2 separate regions of the Mus musculus genome follow, and region 1 is linked to region 2. Evidence: chromatin loops called from intact Hi-C (ENCODE). Cell type or tissue: heart. All regions are shown on one strand. Links, peaks and the distances in the headings refer to the core of each region. The heading gives the core; the rest is flanking DNA.

Region 1 (5,378 bases), core at 158-5,157, 57 kb after region 2:
TGAAACCCCTCATACAATTCATATTGCACCCATATATTTTGCATAGTTGCATACGTTCTTGAATTCATGTTTTCAGAGCTCTTTCCCACAGCCTTAAGGGCTGTCCTGAAGGTCACAGCATTCACCACCTTGCTGAAGAACACATTCTCATCTCCCAGACTCATGCTGTTTCTAATTATCATGGAGCCATTAACTTTAACAGGGAGAGCATTCCCCAAAGGAGGAACATGAAAATATGTACATTATTGTACAAACAAGCCCCATACCCACAGCAAAGTCCACGCTCATGGAGGCCCACACCCTGCTAGCTCTGCTCCAAGGCTGGGAACTGTGTTACTCCAACCCTTATGCATGGCAGGACTTGGCAGATTCCCAGGAACCAACACGGTAGAAGCAGACAATCCTACAACTCACACATACACACACACACTCAAGCACATGCACATATACACACAAATACACACATGTATACATTCACACACACATATGAATGCACATATAGACACATATGTACTCATACACACACAAACACATATACATGCATACACACAAGAGAAATAAATGAATGGAAAATTTTTAATTTAAAAATATGTGCATATTGGCATATATCAGAGAAGTGGCTATTCAAATTCATTGAACATTCTTACTTACAATATGGTCTTGTGCAGCCCAGGCTGACTTCAAACTCTCTATGCAGCTAAGGAAAAATGACCTTCTGATCCTCCTGCTTCTCTACCTCCTGAGTGCTGGAATTAAAGGCATGCACCACTGCACCCAGCCTTATCCTGTGTCAGGAATCAAACTCAGTGCCTTGTGCATGTTAGACAAGCCAGCCACAAACTTAGGAGAGGCGAGGAATAGATATTGAATGCCTTCCTTGATCACTCTCCCTCCTACTTTTTGAGATAGGGATCTTTCATTAAACAGCATCTTATTGATTGGGGGTGGGGGTTAGGAGGGTTTGCCTATCTTACCCTACCCTCAACCCTCAGCACTGGTGTTACAGATGTGTGTCACTGCACCTAACATTTATGTGGGTGCTGGGGATCAGAGCACAGTTCACAGCTGAGCCATCTTTCCCCTACAGATACTTTTTTAAAAATTAAAACTGTGTACATCTGCAGGCAGGCATGTGCACATACGCAGGCATGTGCACATATGCAGGCAGGTATGTGCACATATGCAGGCATGTGTGCATATGCAGGCATGTGTACATATGTAGGCACGCACATACTGGAGATCAGAGGGCAGCTCTCAGGGGACAGTTTTCCCTTTTGTCATGTGGATTCTGAAGCCCTACACTTGGTGACAAGTGTCTTTACTGAGTGAGACATCTCACCTGCCCATATACTCCTGTTACTATATATGGTTTGTAAGCATTTTGCATACATTTCTAAGCAAAAAGAAAATATGCCCAAAGAGTAATAACTACTAACCACCAGAGCCAGACATTGATGAGCAAGCTTGTAATCATACCCCTAGGGAGGTTGAAGTAGGAGGACTGGGAATTTGAGGCCAGCTGGGCTACCTAGCAAGGTCCAACATGGAGCACATAGCAAAAGTATAATTTAAAAGGGGTCTGGAGACATGGTTCAACAGGTACGATGCTTGCTCTTTTTCTAGTGGACCTGAGTTCAGTTCTCAGCAGTCACATTGGGCAGCTCACAACTGCCAGTAAGTCTGATGGTCAGAAGGACACCCATACACACATGGGATACATTTACACATATACATGAAGATAAAATAAACCTTTGAAAATTATATCTATATATTTTTTAAGCTATCAGAGTGATGCCTAGCCCTGGAAATTTCAAATGACACCATCGTTGCCAACTTGGAGATAACTTTACTTCCTATCAGCACCATCAAACTGCCCACAAGCAATCACCACAGGTGCAAGAGTGGACACTCAGCATGGGCCGGTGTGGGAGGAGTGGACACTCAGCATGGGCCGGTATGGGCAGAGAGGCTGGACAGAGCTCTGCTGTGAAGAACTGGAGAGCTGGAGGAAGAGACCCTAAGTTGCTCCTCCCACCCTGCCTGTACCAAGGATATTAACTGACAAAGCCTATTTTGGTTTTCCTTCCAGGGATCAGTTAGAGACATGCCTCTGAATGTATAGTCTTGTGAGTGCTCCATGCCCCGCCCCCACCCCTCATTTACACACACACACACACACACACACACACACACACACACACCTGACCTTGTTTCTAATTTCAGATTCATGCAAAAGTGTTTCAGACCAGGTTTTCTGTTCACTTTGTTTCTGGGGCCTCCTTCCTGTGGGGCTGAAAACAGAGACGGTGACAAGATGGGGAAGAAGCCACACATGCTCTCAAGCAGAACCCAAGGGAAGGGGACACCTCCCTTCATCCGGGGTTGAGCCGAGATCGAATGAGATGGCTCTGGGAATGGTGCATGGGAGGGCTTCATAAGCTCTAGCTATCATTACCCTCCTATTATTACACCTCTTTGGCTGAATGCTCTTCTTAAGCCCTGGAATTGGCACTGTCCTATGAGTGACCCTGATGCTGCCTGTCCCTCTATAGCTTTCTACTCTGTCTTTCCCAGCTAGCTGACTACATGTTCTACAAATAGGCGCTGATGCAGCCAAAAGCAGTCAACACTCACATTTGATAACGTTAGAAAGTCACGGTGCCCAGATGCACAGGAAAACTGAGTCCCCCAGAGGAAGGTGAGTCACTGGAACTGCCCTGCAGAGAACCTCAGCAGCACTCTGTGAGAGTCTCCCTTACCACCTAAAATAGCATCCCACTTTCCCGGGAACTTGGTATAATTTAGAGGTTGCAGCCAAAAGCCAGGAATAGCAGCAGGAGCCAGCCATGGACAAGGCTTACACATGCAGGGAGAGCTGTAATGGTGAACAGCTCACTTGGGCCTGAACACCTTGGCACAGCAGCTGAGAACATGGGACTTGGAATCACACACCCTAGATCATCACTAAGCGTCTGACCCCAATTTTTAATCATCTATCAAAAGGAGACGGCATTATTACCCACTACTAAGTGCTGCTTCACAGGGATAAAAAGTTAACACACGTTCGAGCCTGGAGCAGTGCCTGGCCTCCAGGGAGTACTTCACAGCATGTATGACAGGCTGGTAGCTCAGTGAGACAGGTGCCTGCCTATCAAAGAGAGACAGATGTCTACGGTGACCCCAGATCTACGGAGCCCAGCTTGTCTGGCTATGTGGTGAAGGAGAAGAAGATAGCTTGGTGCTGTGTGTCACTGCGGTGCTTGACTGGAAGGACGGCCTCCTATCACACTGAGCCACCTGCAGCCCACAGCACCAGAAGCTGAAGTGATGAGCAAGGAAGCCTGAGCTATGGGTGGAAAGGACACCCATTCCATTCAAAACATTTCCGAAGAAAGCCAGGTTATACTTGCGTATGACTTAAGGACCTTCAGAGCCATTATCTTTGCCTAGCAGCCTTTGGCTTAGAGATTACATTAAAATAAATTCTCAAATCCATCATCCACGGTCCGACACACCACTGGGATTTCCAGACTGAGTTACTGTCAGTCTCAGGTCTTTTATGATTCTAGCCAGGCATGTGGAGTTCACAGTTTGTGACCCCCCTCAGAGTAGCCCTACCATGCTCTTTAGTTTCGTGGCAGTGGTTTGGCATCTTGGCAGGGACTTCCATCCTGTCTCGCTGGCATTTCCTGGCCCCACTATGATTAAACTCATGGGCTTGCAGTGGTAAGTATACCGGTGAATAAAAGGACAGGGTTGGAGAATCTGCCTGAGGTCAACCTGTTCTCAGCCCTCACTGGCTCTGAATTAAGGCAAATTCTTCCATCTCCCAGAGCCTGCTCTCCTCTTCATCAAAACGAGAATTTCGGGCATTTGCAGTCCTTGTTAAGAGGAGGCAGGCGATAAAGAAGGGCTTAGCATAGACCTGGCAGGGCTGTGCTAGCTCAGCCTGAGCTATTATTAGCAGGCAGGGAAGAGCAGGCCCAGGCCTTGCAGCTGCTCTCTTACACCCCCTTCCCATGCCCCCTGCTTCCACTCACCAGGTTTGAGTGGGATAATTACCAACGGGCTGAAATCAGAGTGGAGCTTAGGTAGATCTAAAATTACAAGCCAACTGCAACAAACTACTTCAGCTGTTCTGGTTGTAAGGGACCCTGTAGCCAGAGAAACTATTATTTTGCTTGTGTGTGTGTGTGTGTGTGTGTGAAGTAATTTGAGCTCGGGGATGAGGGTGAGGGTGGGAAGCATCCTGTGGTATAAATGGAGAATACCATAGCAGAATCCCAGAGGCTTCATCTGAGGCAAGAACTCTAAGGGAAAGGAAACAGGCCAGGTCCTTGTGTTCTATGATGTAGGTGGCCAGGATGACCAGGATCAGAAGGGATGGTACTAGTATTTGTTTTGGACTCCAGGGAAACAGAACTCTAAACTCTTCACTACTCCATGTTTGCAAAACAAAACAAAACCCATCAGCAGTGCCCCCCCCCCCCCCCGGCCTCCTACCCTGTTATTACAACAAGACCTAGAGCATTTGCTGATCTTTTCCAGTGCTGGACTGGGCTCTACCCAGCTCCCCAGAAGAAACAAAACAAAGAGAAACTCAAAGGAAAATAGTCCTTATCTCTCTGAGGTTAGCCCCCCTCCTTCTTGTCTAGCTGACTTAATATCAAATGGAGGCCAAAAAATGATCAACAGGGCTCCTGCTTATCTCAGAATGCAAGTCCAGCCTTCCCTGCCTGCAAGTAAGTGTTTAGTCCAGGCTACTCTCTGCCAATGAAACAGATTTTCCTCCCTGGAGTTCCCTGGGGTAGTTGGCCAGGAATCCCCTAAAGTTCCATAAAAACCAGTGTCATGTGGCTAAATCCTGAGCTACAGCAGTCTAACCCATTCTAGAGCGTTCTGTTGAATGAGGGTAGGGGTACAGAGGGAAAGGGGAAAACAACAGAAATCTCTTTGGCATATTTTTGTTTTGGTACCAGGGACTGAACTCAGGGCCTGTGTTCACTCCTGACACCAACATTGAGCTTTGCCCCCAGACCCTACCCTCTAGCTTGTGAATTTGGCTTAACCTGCTCTCTAAACAAGCTTGGGGATATAAATCTGTCCTGATCAACTTTCCTGTGAGAAATCACATTAGTTTCTTTAGAGTTGGTCCCCCCCCCTTTTTAATGTGTGTGTGTGTGTGTGTGTGTGTGTGTTTGTGTGTGTGTGTGTGTTTGTGTGTGTGTGTGTGTGTTTGTGTGTGTGTGTGTGTGTGTGGTGTGTGTGTGTGTGTGTTTGTGTGTGTGTGTGTGTGTGTGTGTTTGTGTGTGTGTGTGTGTGTGTTTGTGTGTGTGTGTGTGTGTTTGTGTGTGTGTGTGTGTGTGTGTGTGTGTTTG
Region 2 (5,378 bases), core at 265-5,264:
CTGGGGAGCTGCTTCTCTGGCTTGCTATGGCTGCACTTTAGAAATTAACTAGGAAGGATAAAATGTTCTTCCCGGAAGGAATGTTCTGGAACCCAAGTCATCTTGACACGTTTGAAATCCCTTTCAGAAAAATTTAAAAGGAGACATAATCAGATCTTATGGAGCGATTCTAGCCTTATCACTTCCACCTTTGTTCTGAAGAGGATTAAGTCTTTGGATTTCAAAAATCCTCTTTCTTTATCGCATTATTAATTTGGTAGGTTTAGAAATAGACTGGGCATGGGTAATTCAGGGTTTGGGAGGTGGAGGCCAGAACATCAGGCATTCAAGGTTACAAGAAACTGTCTCAAAAACAAAAACAAAAACAAAAACAAAAACCAAATAAATAGAAAAAGCAAACCAAACTAAAACAAAACAAAACAAAACAAAAAACAAGAGCCGGTGGTTGGCTCGGTGGTTACAGACACTCAACCAGCAAACCCCACAGCCTCATTTCTAGCCCTGGGGTTCCCACTGGCGGAAGGAGAGAACTGACTCCCATCTGTTGTTTTCTGTCCTCCACAGACATGCCATGGCACATATACAATGCCCACCACCAGAAAAAAAACAAGACAAAAAACCTAAGAAACAAAAACAAAATTAGAGTTCAAAATAATGCCTTTTAAAAATAAAAAATTACACTGCCCTTTAAATTTTAAGTATGTTTGCCTCCCAGTCACACCCTGTTAACTTTGAACCTATTACTGTTATGATCTGCTTAATCTTATGAAATATGCATATGCATGAGCCTTAAATACATTCGATGTACTAATGGGTTCTAAGGAGGACGGTTTAGCTTCTATGTTTCCATGAAGTGAAAAGTTACCTCAAAGAAATTCTCTAATTCTAGTCCCATTTGTTCTCTCACCTTTCAGCTCTAGAGTACCCTAAAAGCTGTATGTCTGCCCTTGAGATTCACAAAATGACAGAGGTGTTTCAGTCCTAAACTGCTAGGGCACATGTAAGAAAGACCAAGCCGGATGAGTAGCCTCTCTGGGAGACAGAGTCATTGTTGTAGTCTGTGGTGTACTGACATCCAGCTTGGCGCCAGCTTCTGCATGCACACCCCTACACACACAGTGTTCCCTCCCTCCCACCCCCTCACACACCACCACCCCCCCACACACACACTGCAGCACCATGTAGCCCAAGTTTCAAACTCACAGCTATCGATCATACTTCAGTTTCCTACGTGTTGTGATATACGACCCCCACCCCCACCCCCACTCCCTGCGAGATTGTTTAATGAGTGTGCCTCATTGGTAGAATGCTTGCCTGCTATGTGTAGGCCCAGGGTTGGATCTCCATCATGGCAACAAACAAAACAGCAACAACAAAACAAATAAACAAACAGCAGGGCATGGTAACTCCTTCCTGTAATCTCAGCATCCCAGCACCGAATTGTTCAAGACCAGCCTGGGTTGCATAAGTCAAATTCTGTCTCTGAAAACCAAAATCAAAGAAAAATGATAGAATTCACGTGCCGTACAGCTCACACTTAAATTGCATTTAGTACATTCACAGGGTGTGAATCACCACCACTCTCTAAGTTTAGACTGTTCTCATCACCCCACAAAGAAACCCCGTGTCTTGTGAGCAGTGGCTGCTCGGTTCTGCCTTTCCTCAGTGCTTGGCAACCACGAATCTGCTTCCTGTCTGGGGAAGTCAGAAGGGCTTTTGTAGTCAGAAGCCTGGTGCTGGTTTCACAATGCCCGGTGCTCAACCGGCTCTTTCACTCCCACATCTATCTGGCTCTCAGTTTCTTCATTTGGCAGACGGGTGCTTCTCAGCTGCACAACAGGTAGAAACAGACTGTAACTCAGAGGTGGAGGGCTTGCATGAGATGTTCGTTTCACACTGAAAAAGAAAGAAAGGAATGAAAATGAAAAGAATCCGGGCACTGGTGGCACATGCCTTTAATCCCAGCACTTGGGAGGCAGAGGCAGGTGGATTTCTGGGTTTGAGGCCAGCCTGGTCTACAAAGTGAGTTCCAGGACAGCCAGGACTAGACAAAGAAACCCTGTCTCGGAAAAAAAAAAAAAAGACTATGTGTCCGTCAGCCAGCTGTTTCCACACATGCTATATGCTGCAAGTGTACCCCCAGATGGACACACGCTTTATGCTGCAAATGTACCCCCAGATGGACACACGCTTTATGCTGCAAATGTACCCCTTGGACAGAGCTAGTTCCTACTCTGAGCTGGCTGCTTTTTTCTAGGTGTGCACACTAAATTCTAGAAAGCGTTACTTTCCGCTTCCTGACAGTTCTAACAGTCCACAGTAGAGTCATCTCTGCTCTTGCCTTGGTGAGCCACCAGGTGACTTTAATAATCAGTTCCCACAGGCCAGGGTTTACCCACACCGGAAAATTGGCTTGGTCTACTTGCTAAACAGGATACGGAATACGCTATTGGCAGAGGCTTACAGAAGTTTGTTCAGTGATAGCTCGTTACCCAGTGATTTGGAAGAACATCAAGTCATTTAAGGTTGTTTTATCTACTATTTAAAAGGGAGAAATGCTGTGTGTGTGTGTGTGTGTGTGTGTGTGTGTGTGTGTGTGTGTGTGTGTGTGTGTGTGTGTGTGTGCACGCGCGCGAGCGTGCTTGTGTGCGTGTGATTGAAGTTTCGACCTGTAGGCAATTTTGGAGCATTCTAATACACTTTGCAAAAATCATGTATCAAGCAGGCTTACATTTAAGTATGAGCAGTGAGCAGGGCATGGCGACTTTAATCCCTGCATTCAGAAGACAGAAGACAGAAGGAGGCAGATCTCTGTGAGTTCAAGGCCAGCCAGGGTTACATACTGAGACCTTGTCTCAAAAGATAAAGCATAGCCAGAGGTGTTCAATTCTGATTGCCAATTAGAATCATCTTATTTTACTTGGGTTTTCATTAATTTGTTTATTTATTCACTTTACATCCTGCCTGTCTTGGCCTTCCTCCCTCCTTTCCTTTCAGTTCTAAGATCACAAATCCCTCCCCCTATTACCCCATTTACCTTCTCTAAGGAGAAGAGGAACCTCCCCTTTGGCATTGCCCCTTTGTGGAACATCAAGCAGCATCAGGATTAAATGCATACTCTCCCACAGAGGCCTGACCGGGCAGTCAGGCTAGGGAAAGGGGATCCAATGATAGGCAACAGAGTCTGAGACAGCCCGTTGTTAGGGGACTCACATGAAGACCAAGCTGCACATCTGCTACAAATGTGTAAGAGGCCTAGGTCCATTCCCAGCATGCTCTTTGGTTGGTGGTTCAGTCTCTGTGAGCCCCATGGGCCCAGCTTAGTTGACTCTGTAGGTCTTCTTGTGGTGTCCTTGACCCCTCCAGCTAACTCAGTCCTATCTGCCACTCTGCCACACGTTCCCCATGCTCTACCTGATTTTTGGCTGTAGTCTCTGCATCTTTATCCATCAGCTTCTGGGTGAAGCCTCTTAGGAGACAGTTATACTAGACTCCTGTGGTGGTTTGAATATGCTTGACCCAGGGAGTGGCACTATTAGGAGGTATGGCCTTGTTGGAATAGGTGTGGCCTTGTTGGAAGACGTGTGCCATTGTGGGGGTGGGCTTCGAGACCCTCCTAGCTGCCTGAAAAAAACAATCTGTTCTTGGCTTCCTTTGGGTGAAGATGTAGGACTCTCAGCTCCTCCAGCCCGTGCCTGCCTGGATGCTGCAGTACTCCCGCCGTGATGATCATGAACGCTGAAATGGACCTCAAAACTGTAAGCCAGCCCCAATTAAATGTTTGCCTTTATAAGAGTTGCCATGGTCATGATGTCTCTTCACAACAATGGAAACCCTAAGACAAACTCCTGTCTGCAAGCATAGCAGAGTATCATTAATAGTGTCAGGGGCTGGCTCTCTCACATGGACGGGTCTCAAGTTGGACCAGTCATTGGTTGGCCATTCCCTCAATCTCTGCTTCATCTTTATCCCTGTTCATTTTGTAGTCAGGACAAATTCTGGGTGTAAGGTTTTGTGAGGTTTACTTACTTTTAATTTTTATTTATTTTTATTTTATTTTATTTTATTTTATTTTTTGGTGTTCTACAAGAGCATCAAGTACTCTCCCTCTTTTTTAAACATTTTTATTTATTTTATGAATGTGAGTATACTGTTGATCTCCTCAGACACACCAAAAGAGGGCATCGGATCCCATTACAGATGGTTATTAGCACCATGTGGTTGCTGGGAATTGAACTCAGGACCTTCAGAGGAGCAGACAGTGCTCTTAACCGTTGAGCCATCTCTCCAGCCCTTATTTGGACTTTTAATTTAGAATGAACTACAATCTAGAAATGGAAGACACAGGCTTTTGATCTGAATCTTGAGGATTGTGCCATGAAAAGCTTAGGCCCAGGTGCTGCAGTACACACCATCAATCCCAGGAGACAGAGGCAAGCCAATCTCTGAGTTCAAAGCCAGCCTGGTAGAGAGCAAATTCCAAGCAGAAAAAGCTTAGGTCCAGGTGTGGTGGTTCACGCCTTTAATCCTAGAAGTCAGGAGACAAGGCGTGTAGGCCTCTGAGTTCAAGATCAATTTACAGAGCGAGTTCCAGGACGTCCATGCTTAGGCAATGAAGGATGTAATAGAACAAGGGGGCTGTTTTCCAGCTCCAGCAACCAGCAGAACTCAGCAGCTTTGGCCATGTGGCTCTGGCTTTAGAGTCAAAAATAGAAGGGATTACTGAGACAATTAATGTTTGTTATGTGAACTAAGAAATTAGCAGTGATTAAGAAGAGACCAGCATCGCTGTGGAGAAATCTTCTGGGAAATGTTTTCTGAGAGCACAAAGAAGCTGTGTTCCAGAGATAACCAAGGTTGTACCTCATGCTGCAGCTAAACTTGGTAATGTGTAAGAGTCACCCAAGTTGTACTGGTTTCGAAGGCACGTAAACCAGCCCCAATTAAGTGTTGTCCTTTATAAGAGTTGCCTTGGTCATCGTGTCTGTTCACAGCAATGGAAACACTAACTAGTTATATGGAAACACTAACTAGTTATTGTAGCTCTCTACACAACTGAGGATTACCATGAACACCTGATCATCACACCTCTACATCCCAAGTGCTGGGATCACAGGTATATACCACCACACCTGACTCTCTGGACAGCTTCAAAACTCCTGATTCCTGGATCCCAATCTACAACAAATAGATCAGAATCTTGGTCTTGTTTGCTTTTAATTCTTTAGATGATTCTAGTATCCAAATTTGAAAATTGCCACTATATCTTAGCTATTGTTACCCTGTCTTTGATACAAAATGAAACCCCTCTTAAATGCCAAAGCTCTCTTCCTCCTTGTGTTGATTTCCTTCAGAAGCCTTCATGTCTTTATCAGCAG

What was found. Peaks named below come from ENCODE experiments on the same cell type or tissue, not always from the same donor. Only the 100,000 strongest peaks of a DNase experiment are listed, where the experiment ranks them.
Region 1: a loop joins it to region 2, with 3 times the contacts of the local background. A loop is called at or near these places in 1 of 42 quality-filtered maps.

Annotation. Positions count from the first base shown.
Region 1 is chr15:38,541,513-38,546,890 of GRCm38, reverse strand. No RefSeq gene overlaps it. Among named protein-coding and RNA genes, the nearest start is that of Azin1, 25 kb to the right of the region's middle. In heart, for the core only: no CTCF peak of the experiment used is centred there; DNase peaks (open chromatin) are centred at 2,650, 3,970 and 4,710; H3K4me3 peaks cover 834 bases; H3K27ac peaks cover 4,049 bases.
Region 2 is chr15:38,598,624-38,604,001 of GRCm38, reverse strand. It overlaps Gm41309 (a long non-coding RNA gene), which reads left to right and starts at 1,716. Exons shown (of 3, transcript XR_875194.2): 1 at 1,716-1,840; 2 at 3,665-3,758. In heart, for the core only: a CTCF peak has its summit at 2,349; DNase peaks (open chromatin) are centred at 1,681 and 2,381; H3K27ac peaks cover 1,395 bases.